3 separate regions of the Homo sapiens genome follow, and all the other regions are linked to region 1. The links are chromatin contacts, found by Hi-C or POLR2A ChIA-PET in ENCODE. All regions are on one chromosome and are shown on one strand. Each heading gives the region's core, a stretch centred on a gene start or an enhancer-like site at or near the end of the contact. The rest is flanking DNA. Distances are from core to core; before and after follow the strand shown. Region 1 overlaps SLC22A5 (solute carrier family 22 member 5). Region 2 holds the start of TH2LCRR (T helper type 2 locus control region associated RNA). Region 3 holds the start of SEPTIN8 (septin 8).

Region 1 (2,894 bases), core at 150-2,649:
GCCCATTTTTTCCATCTAACACAAGACATATCCTTTTCACTCTCTGATGACATAGGCTTTGAATTTTGTCTGAGGCATGTCTGTAAACAAGAGGCCCAATGGCCACTTCAAGAAGCTTTGTCTGGAAGCCTCAGGCAGGTCTCTTTTACATACCACAGCATTATGGACATGATGGTGACCATCCGGATATTCCAGGTTCGAAGCAGATCCAGAATGTTGTGGGACTGCTGCTTCTTGGAACTTAGGTCTTGTAACTGCAGGAACAACATCATAAGTGTATGGGAAGAAGAGGTGGTCAGAGACTCAGAGCACACAATAACATACTTGAATCCCTGGCATCTTAGCTGTCTGCATCTCAGCGTCGGGGAGTGTTACGTTTCTAAGAACAGTAAGTATACTGACTGTGTTTTAGGCTGTGAAAACTTCCCTAGGCCTTGTCAGTAACAAATCAGAGTGAATGAAAATGAGGAAAAGTAAGTGACCAGTCCCTCAAGGGTACAGGAAGACAGAGGCCCAGGCTGACAGCTTCCTCACTGCACCCCCACATATTCCTGTCGGTGGCCACATTCCAAGGAGGCCTCTAAGTATTCCTCCCGAAGCCTGGCTCCCTGCCCTCTGGGTCAGAGAGAGTACCTGGCTGTGTGGTTTATTGGTCTGATATTTTTTAAAAGTTAATGTTTTGAGTCCTTATACTATGTAGTTACTGGTGTGCTTCCAGGGAAAAAGAATTCAAATAGAAAAACAGGAAAATTGACCTGAGCTTCACCCAGAGTGACTTCCTATGAAATTCAGCACAGCCAAGGCCATTAATAAACCACACGTCTAAACACACTGATGTTGCTTTCTTAAGCAAACCCAGGTTTGGAGCTTGTTTTTCCAGAGTTAGAAGTTCAACAAAAGGTCAACTTTGGACTGAAAGTATCCCCTGAAATAGCCTCATTTCCTCAAAGATGCCAGTGGGGCTTATGCATTCACCCAGATTGACCCCTCACTTAAAAGCCCCCAAAACCACCTAACTTAAAAGCCCTCTGCCACACTCCTGCCTGACCTTTGCGCACAGGACCCCTTTCTGGTGCATGCTGACAGTGGCTGCTGGGCCACCACTCACTGGGAAGTCTGCAGGGCTGGCAGTGGCCATTGGCCTCCGCTGTCTACAATAACTGTTCCCTCTTTTCCAAGCCCAACCATGCCTGCCTCTCACACTTCAGCAGGGCTGCTTGTGGCTGTTCCCACACCCAACCCCTCATCTTCCAGTCAGACCACAGACACATTCCAGAACCCCACCAGGCAGCATTTACAGCTTCTAACCTCTCATAGTCACGAGACCAAGGAAAACTGCCTGCTACAGAGATGGTAGGAGAGGGAACGGGAAGGAAAAGCAAGAACCAGGAACTAGGTAGAGCCAAGAAATGAGTCATGGTGTGTGAGAACAGGGCTGACGGGAGGGGTGGGGTAGGGGGAAGAGGTGGACATCAAAAAGGACCTGACTCCAAGATGATATGCAATAATTAACCATTGGAGGGCAGAAAGAGACTAAACACTTTTTTTTTCTTTTTAATGAATAATTGCTAATACTCAAGAGATGAAATACTTCTAACTCCAAATCTATTTGTGCTTTACATTTTACGTTTGGGGTTAGCTTTGTAAGGTGACAAGCCACCTTAGGTATAAGAAACAATGATTTTCCCAAATGCTGACTTTATGAAAGGCCTATTACTCAAAAAGAGTATTTATTGTTAGAAGTAATGGTTAAAATATATGATTGCCTAGAAAGGAAGTAAAAAATGAAAATCTGAAACCCGTGGTGAAAAGAGTGAGGCAGCTGTAACCTATTCCTCAACTTCTGAGTGTTAACAGGGCCCGTGTGGGGGTGGGGAGTGGGGGGATGGGGGGAATGGGCAGTTGGGGCTTGGGCGGAGAGAGGGCTGGGCTGCTGTGAGCAGGGAGGACTTCAGGGCTGGGTGCTGCTGCTCTCAAATCACGGTCAGTCTGTCCCTCTCACCCACACCCACATGGTGCTTACCTCACTCGGGTCAAAGATAGTGGAAGGCACAACAATCCCATTGGCTTTGGCAGCCTTGCGGATGATCACCTCTGCCTCTTCAAATCGTCCCTGAGAGATGAGCCATCGGGGGGACTCAGGGATGAACCTGGCAGTACAAGGTCCAATCTCAGTGAGGCCTCCCTGCCAACAGCAGACCCACAGACCAGGTAGAGCACAGCCATAGGTGGGAATAAGGTTGCAGAACCAGAGCTTGTGGAATGTTTGGTGATCACAAGCCAGAAGCAAAGAGCTGATCCACACGCAGCAATAACCTGGGGTGGATGAGCTTATGTGTACCCCACACCGCACAAAAATGGGAGAGCCCTGCACCCCCTGACGGCATCCCCATGCTGGCTGGCCACCTCCATTTCTGAAGAGCAGTGTTGCCATCTGCTGGGCTGAGGAGATGGGTGCAAGATGGGCTCCGGAAGCCTGGCTTCTGTGCATGTCTATGTCAGCCCAGGCCCTGCTACACTCTCCTCCCTGTCCCCGGCACCAACAGAAGCTTCTGCACTGGCCTTTTAGCTTCTCTTCTCTCCTCACCCTACCCCTGATTTATCCAACAGATTAGTCAGATACTCTACCTAAAATAGCATGTTTGGCCAGGTGCAGTGGTTCACTCCTATAATCCCAGCACTTTAGGAGGCCAAGGCCGGTGGATCATTTGAGGCTAGGAGTTCCAGACCAGCCTGGCCAACGCAGTGAAACCCGTCTCTCCAAAGAAATACAAAAAAAATTAGCCAAGTGTGGTGGCAGGCACCTGTAGTCCCAGCTACTCGGGAGGCTGAGACATGAGAATCGCTTGAACTGGGGAGGCGGAGGTTGCAGTAAGTGGAAATCACGCCACTGC
Region 2 (2,948 bases), core at 382-2,881, 270 kb before region 1:
GCACTGTGGCTGTGACCACAGTCTACCAGCTATGGGAATTTGGGGAGTTTTATTTTTTCGATGAACCAGTCTCTTAAATTACTTAAGTAACACTTGCTTGGATACAAAATTCAAACAGGCAATAGAAGAGTAAAGTTCACTTCTTTTGGCTTGCCTAATTCCTCCTTGGCCCCACTGTGAGAGGGATTGTCAAAGTTCAGATTTCCAGGTCTCCACTGAGAGATCCAGAAAGATTCAGAGGTCTTTCTGGGAGCTTTTTTGGTGTTTTTTTGTTTTGTTTTGTTTTGTTTTTTTGGAGATGGGGTCTCACTATGTTGCCTGCCTAGGCTGGCCTCCAACTCCCAGACTCAAGCGATCCCCCCACCTCAGCTTCCAGAGTGGCTGGAAGTAGTGTGCACGTGTCTGGCCCCTTTAATTTAAAGTGTATGGGCCATCCTTCTGGGAAACTCTTAACTGGGCCAGGCTGGCAGCCTTAGTCCAGGTCAGAGATTGTAAGTGTTCCTAGTGCCACTGGGGCTTGGGGTGATCCCCTTTGCTCACCAGTCTCTGCAGGATCAACCCCTGCCGTCTGGGGGCCTCAAATTTCCCTTCTGCAGAATGAGTGCTGTGGAGGGCGGCTCCTGGGCTTGGCCCCTGCAGCCATGTCGCCTTTTCCTGCTCTTCCCTCGTTTTCCTAGAAGTCCTCCAGAAACCCCCACAGCAGAGGCCACGGCATTTGCCTGTTGGGTGTTGATGTCAAGATTTCTCCCCTACCCACTTCCTCCCCGAACCAGCGCCTCCCCAGGCCCCCTCTCTGCCTGCTCAGGCTCCCTCCGTCCTGTCCTCGATGGGGCTCAACCTCCTCACAAGGGTGTGCTTGTGACCCTCCTCACAAGGCATGCTGGATTCCCGCTCAGAGGCATCCCAGGCTTGCCCACCCTCTCTTCCCACAGGGAACGTCATTCCCACCCTCTCTGTCCACACTCGAAGCTTCCCAGCCCAGCTGCTGGCTCTGACTCCCAGAAGTCTGCCCCTTCCCCTCGAGGGCCCCCAGTGCCTGGAGTGCCGCTACTTGGCCGTGTGACCCCTCTACGGGCCTGTTTCCTAATCTGTAGTAGAGGGCCCACGGCATCTCCCACAGGGTCTCCGTGATGGGGGAAGGAGCGGGGAACTACCTTGGTCTGTGCAACTCCCGGAGCCCCGCCCGGGTGAGTCAACGCCCCTTATCCCCCATGGCCACCAAAAGCCCTGCCGGGAGCGGTGGGCAGGGGCGCCCCCGCGCGTGGGAGAAGGCGCTGGCGCGGCGGTTGCGGCGGCGATGGCCCGCGGAGATAGGGGGGTGGCCTTATGTAACGGGAGATGGGCCCGATAAGCGGGATCTGCGCGGCCGGGCCCTCCTCCGCGGCCTCCGGCGGTGGCCGGTCCGGGAGGCAGGGGTGGGCGCGCAGACCGGCCAGTCTGGAAGCTGCGGAGGCTGGCGAGGGGGCGGCAAAGGTGGCGGTCCGAGCGCCAGGCAGGGCAAGGGCCGGCTGGACACCCGGGCCAGCGGCTCCCCGAGCGCCGGTGCGCACCGGCGAGGGGCGGGAGCGGCCGAGGGGCCGAGGCGCGCACGTGCCGCTCCAGCACCGGCCATGTCAGGCCGAGGGACCCCGCGGGCCCGGCCGAGCGGCAGCCCCTGCCCTGGAGGGTGGTCTCCAGGGACCAAGGCGTGGCGGGCGGTGCGGAGAGGCGCGGCACAGATGGCTACATCAGAGGGTCTGTTGCTTGTTTCTAGATTGTCAGCGGGGATCCACTCCCGTGCGGGTAATTTTAATTAACACTAACTACCAAAGGGCCGCTCCGGGCACTTGGCGCATGTGGCTCGCACCTGCCTGCAATGCGCTGCGTGGGCCGCCCGCTTATGGCCATGGGGAGCCTCTTCGCTTTGCTCTGGCCCCGAAGCGCTGGGATTGGGACCTCCCTTCCTCCCGACCAGCTCATCCTGGGAAAGCTGGGGTTGCTTTTTCGGGTTTCTCTGGACTCTGGGTCTCCGTTGGCAAAGACATGATGCCCAGTCAGGAGGAGTAAGGCCTGAGAGAGTTGTTTTTGTAAGTGAAAGGATTTAATTTTTTAGATTTTTATTTTTAGGAAAGTTACGAATGCAGATAATTTTAAAAATCAAGAAGGCTGATTATGTAAAACGGCAGCGCTGGGAATCCGTGCTCTATGGGCCTCTGGCATTGCTGCTCCTCTTGTGAGTGAGGCACTTACTGCCCTGCTGTGTCCCTTACTGTCTTTTAAAGGTTGTTTATAGGCCGGGCGCGGTGGCTCACGCCTGTAATCCCAGCACTTTGGGAGGCCGAGATGGGCGGATCACGAGGTCAGGAGATTGAGACCATCCTGGCTAACACGGTGAAACCCCGTCTCTACTAAAAATACAAAAAAATTAGCCGGGCGTGGTGGTGGGCGCCTGTAGTCCCAGCTACCCAGGAGGCTGAGGCAGGAGAATGGCGTGAACCCGGGAGGCGGAGCTTGCAGTGAGCCGAAATCGCGCCACTGCACTTAAGCCTGGGCGACAGTGTGAGACTCCGTCTTAAAAAAAAAAAAAAAAAAAAAAAAAGGTTGTTAAGAAAATCACAAGGAAGGAGGAAAAAATATATTTCCTATTCATTAAGTGGAGGTGGAACATCACAAAGGTCTTCAGCGTCACTGTCTTCACGTTGAGCAGGCCGAGGAGGAAGAAGAGGAGGGGTCGGTCTTGTCATCTCAGGGGTGGCAGAGGCAGGAGAGAATCCGTGGATAAGTGGATCTGTGCAGTTCAGAACCTGCTGTTCAAGGGTCAACTGTGTATGTAAAAAATTCAGTGGAATCTCCACCTTCCCTCACAAGTAACTATTTTTCTTAGGTGTTGTTTTTTTTTTTTTTTGGTATCCTATTAGTTTATGTAAATACAAGCAACTGTGAATATATGGTCTTATTTTCCCTTGTCC
Region 3 (3,051 bases), core at 217-2,716, 390 kb before region 1:
TCATTTTTAGGACCAGGGAAGGGAGGCATAGTTAAGTAACTTGCCTAGCTAAGGTTAAAAAGCTAGCAGGATTCCACCAGGAAGGTTTGCCATAGATCCAGCTACCCTAACCACTGCTCTGCTCTATTTCTTGTAGATAACTTTAATACAGCATGGGAAACAGCAACATAGAGAGAGGAGCAAAGTGAAAACATTGTCAGGAAGGTCCAGCGGGAAGTCAGTCCACCTTGGGGACAAGCTACAGTTTGCCTGGGAGAGTGAGGAGGGGAAAGCCAAATCAGGGTGACAAGGTCAAACAGCAGAGAGGGGGCTCCTCTTAAGCCAGGTGTGCTAAGTCGAACGTGGTCTTTAGGCACCTCCAGTCAGCACAAGTTTCTGAGTAGGAGAAACAGGTCAGGTTGCTTCTCAGCATACTGGGGTGAGGGGTGTGTGTGGAGGGTGGACCAACCTGGGATGAGGCCAGTGGGGGGTAGGGGGCAAACCTTGCCACATTCCCAGAAAGAGCAGAGAGAAAGGCAGAGGGAAGAGAAAGAAACGGGGTTTCAGAGGATTTGGGAGCTGCTTTTGTATAGATTGTCAGTGAGAAGGATACAGAACCTCCTGAGGCCTCCGACCCTGGCGTAAGTGTTAATTTTCTGAACGTTTTGAGCAGTGACATTAGCGGAGAGAACGTGCACGCACTGGGAGTGGTCATCCTCTTTGCACAATGGTGGAACCATTAAGACGTTGTCCCAAGCCCTTGGGACAGGCAGGGTGATGGACACTTGCAATCTGACGCCTTGACCGTCGAGCTCCGCTTTTCTATTGCAGGAATCCCAGCCTAAACTGCGCATCCTGCTCGTTGGTTGCACAAGGAGCCGAAGGCTGGTCCCTTGCCCGGGAAGGCCGCCTGGCCGGACGCGCGGGTCCCGCCGGGGTTCCCGCCTTAGCTCCGGCCGGAGCATCAGGTGGGGCCCAAGACACCCGCAGACTAGGCTGCCGCGGCCTCTCCCGGATCCGACGGGTCTCCCGCAGCTTGTCCACACTCTGGTTGGTGGTCCCAGCACATTTGCAGGCTCCAGCGGGTGGAGACGGCTTGGTGGGGGAGATCTCTAGGGCGCACGCCGTGCCCCACTTCCCCCTTACGGGAAAGGCTTTCCAGCGCGCGGACCCAGGAGACTCTCACCTAGGCTCGGCCCCAGGCTCCAGGGGACACGCAGAGGCCCGCCGGGCACCAGCCCCGAGCCCCCCGACACTGCCGTCCCGGTCCCCCAACGCGCGGACTACAAGTCCCAGCAGTCCCCGCAGCTGGCACCTCCCGCCTCGCCGCGGAGACCCCCGGCCGTCCAAGCGGCGGGGCTCCGGCTGCGCTCGTGGCCGGGCCGGGCGGGGAGGCCGGTCCCGCGGGCGGGGGCAGGGGCGGCTCCGCGGCTTCTCCCGCCGCCGCCGCCAAGGGGAGTTTCCAGGAAGTGGCCATATTGGATCCATTCAGCCGCAGCCGCCCGGGCGGAGCGCGTCCCGCAGCCGGCTGGTCCCTGTCGCTGCCCCTGCGCTCGTCCCAGCCCACCCGCCCGGTGCGGAGCTCGCCATGGCGGCCACCGACCTGGAGCGCTTCTCGGTGAGGGCCCCGCTGGGCCACGGCGCGCGCGGGAGGCGCGGGGCGCAGGAGGGGCCGCCCTGCAGCTGGCGGGGGGCGCGAAGCGGGCTGTCAGCGCCTCACGGCCGGGCCTCGACACCGGGCCAGCTCGAGGACCCCGGCGCGGGCTCTCGGCCGCGCTATCGGGGGGTCCCGGAGCGTCGGGCGGCCTGCCTTGCCGGGCGGCTGGTCGGGGTCGCTTCCTGGGGCGCAGGCAAGGCTAACCCCTTTCGCGGGAAGGAGCAAAGACCCGCCTGGCTCCGGGCAGGTGCGAAGATAGAGTGGCGCCCGCGGGGCCGCAGGTGAGGGTCCGGGACACTCCGGACCCTATCGCCCAGGGTGTTTCTTTCTGCACACTTGGGGAAGAGTCCTAGCCGCACAGGTGCTGCGGGATAGGTACAGCCGGGGAGGATGGAGGCCCCAGGATCCGAGAGAGTCTCCCACACGAGCCCAGGACAGTTGCAGACTTGAGTCCTGAAGACCCTTGGCCTGCTTTTCCTTCCTCCCCCGCTCCCCTCTGCCCCGCTCCCCACGCCGGAATCCTGGGTGCGACTCCAGGCAGGTCAGGCCTCAGTGGTCGGGTCTGCGGCAGCCATTCGCCAGGAGCTGGAGGGATTCCAGACTCAGCCCAGTGGGCGTTTATTTGGGCTCCAGTCCAGGTCCTCAGAAGGTTGATGTCCCTGGTGGTCCCTGCAGGGGTCTCACTGGGCCTGAGCCTGCCGACAGCCAACTTACTAAAGGCTTTCATAATTCACTCGCGGGAGGGAGGCCTTTGGGGGGTTGTATCTGGACATCCCCTGCTGTCTAAGGCTGGATCTGGGTGTGTCTGGGAGGCTAGGCTGTGACAGTGAAGGAAGCTGTGTCCTCTTGCCAGCATGTAAGGCCCTGGTCGGCTGGAAGGGGGAGGAGGGGGAGAAGGAGGAGGAGGAGGAGGGAGGCCCAGGGCTGTTGGAGGGAAGGGGGAATTCTGAATATGTGAACGATAACGAATTGGTTCTGGGGCTAAATAAGGGAGCCAGGACTTATGTAATTAATGCTATAAATACCGTCATCCCAATTTATATATGTAAATTTTCCATTTAATCTGAAAATACATTTCTTATTCTACTTTGGAAATGTGCATGACTAAAGCAGGAGCTCTTGGTTTCATAATTTCTAGACTCGGGTGTTTTATTCCCATTGGAGAGGGGGTCGTATGTCAGTTAAGTAAGTTTAAATACATGAGGAACAGATTCAGAGGCTGGGCTACTCAGAGATTCACTTCGCCCCGTATTATAAATTGGAATTTATGTACCGGAGGAGGGCAGTGCCTGAATCCTAACAGACCTGCTGATTAGCTGGAGGCCAAGAGACCCGTGAGTGCCTGGGTGTCTCTGCATGTGTGTCTGTGTGCATTTTCTGTGCCCAGCTGACCAGAAAGTTATGTCTGGGTCTTG

The links. Hi-C counts contacts between places; a loop is a spot of excess contacts on that map. ChIA-PET counts read pairs that join two places held with the same protein, here RNA polymerase II (POLR2A). Pooled maps may share reads with other maps.
Region 2: a map of endothelial cell of umbilical vein shows a loop between it and region 1 (3-fold over the local background). The contact joins the promoter of TH2LCRR here to the enhancer-like site in region 1. A Hi-C loop is called at or near these places in 2 of 168 maps with a recorded cell type or tissue (OCI-LY7 and endothelial cell of umbilical vein), 11 of 37 single-sample maps with no recorded cell type and 7 of 50 pooled maps. POLR2A ChIA-PET finds 5 or more read pairs at or near these places in 1 of 52 experiments (BJ).
Region 3: a loop to region 1 is called in a map of chondrocyte, with 2.9 times the contacts of the local background. The contact joins the promoter of SEPTIN8 here to the enhancer-like site in region 1. A Hi-C loop is called at or near these places in 1 of 168 maps with a recorded cell type or tissue (chondrocyte) and 8 of 50 pooled maps. POLR2A ChIA-PET finds 5 or more read pairs at or near these places in 1 of 52 experiments (AG04450).

What each region holds. Positions count from the first base shown.
Region 1 is chr5:132,386,281-132,389,174 of GRCh38, reverse strand. It overlaps SLC22A5 (solute carrier family 22 member 5), which reads right to left. Exons shown (of 10, transcript NM_003060.4): 5 at 2,024-2,150; 6 at 154-254. Among named protein-coding and RNA genes, the nearest start is that of MIR3936HG, 18 kb to the right of the region's middle. RefSeq lists enhancers at 2,335-2,544, 2,685-2,734. Within about 2 kb of position 1,399, at least 28 of the 41 ENCODE cell types and tissues checked have a DNase peak (open chromatin) inside an H3K27ac peak, as active enhancers do; they include endothelial cell of umbilical vein, where a contact is called at or near this core.
Region 2 is chr5:132,654,837-132,657,784 of GRCh38, reverse strand. It overlaps TH2LCRR (T helper type 2 locus control region associated RNA), which reads left to right and starts at 1,631. Exons shown (of 3, transcript NR_132125.1): 1 at 1,631-1,734. It also overlaps a transcript of IL13 not described here. RefSeq lists silencers at 828-887, 968-1,057, 1,118-1,407.
Region 3 is chr5:132,775,654-132,778,704 of GRCh38, reverse strand. It overlaps SEPTIN8 (septin 8), which reads left to right and starts at 1,466. Exons shown (of 10, transcript NM_001098811.2): 1 at 1,466-1,597. The coding sequence starts at 1,568. RefSeq lists silencers at 1,146-1,195, 1,286-1,695.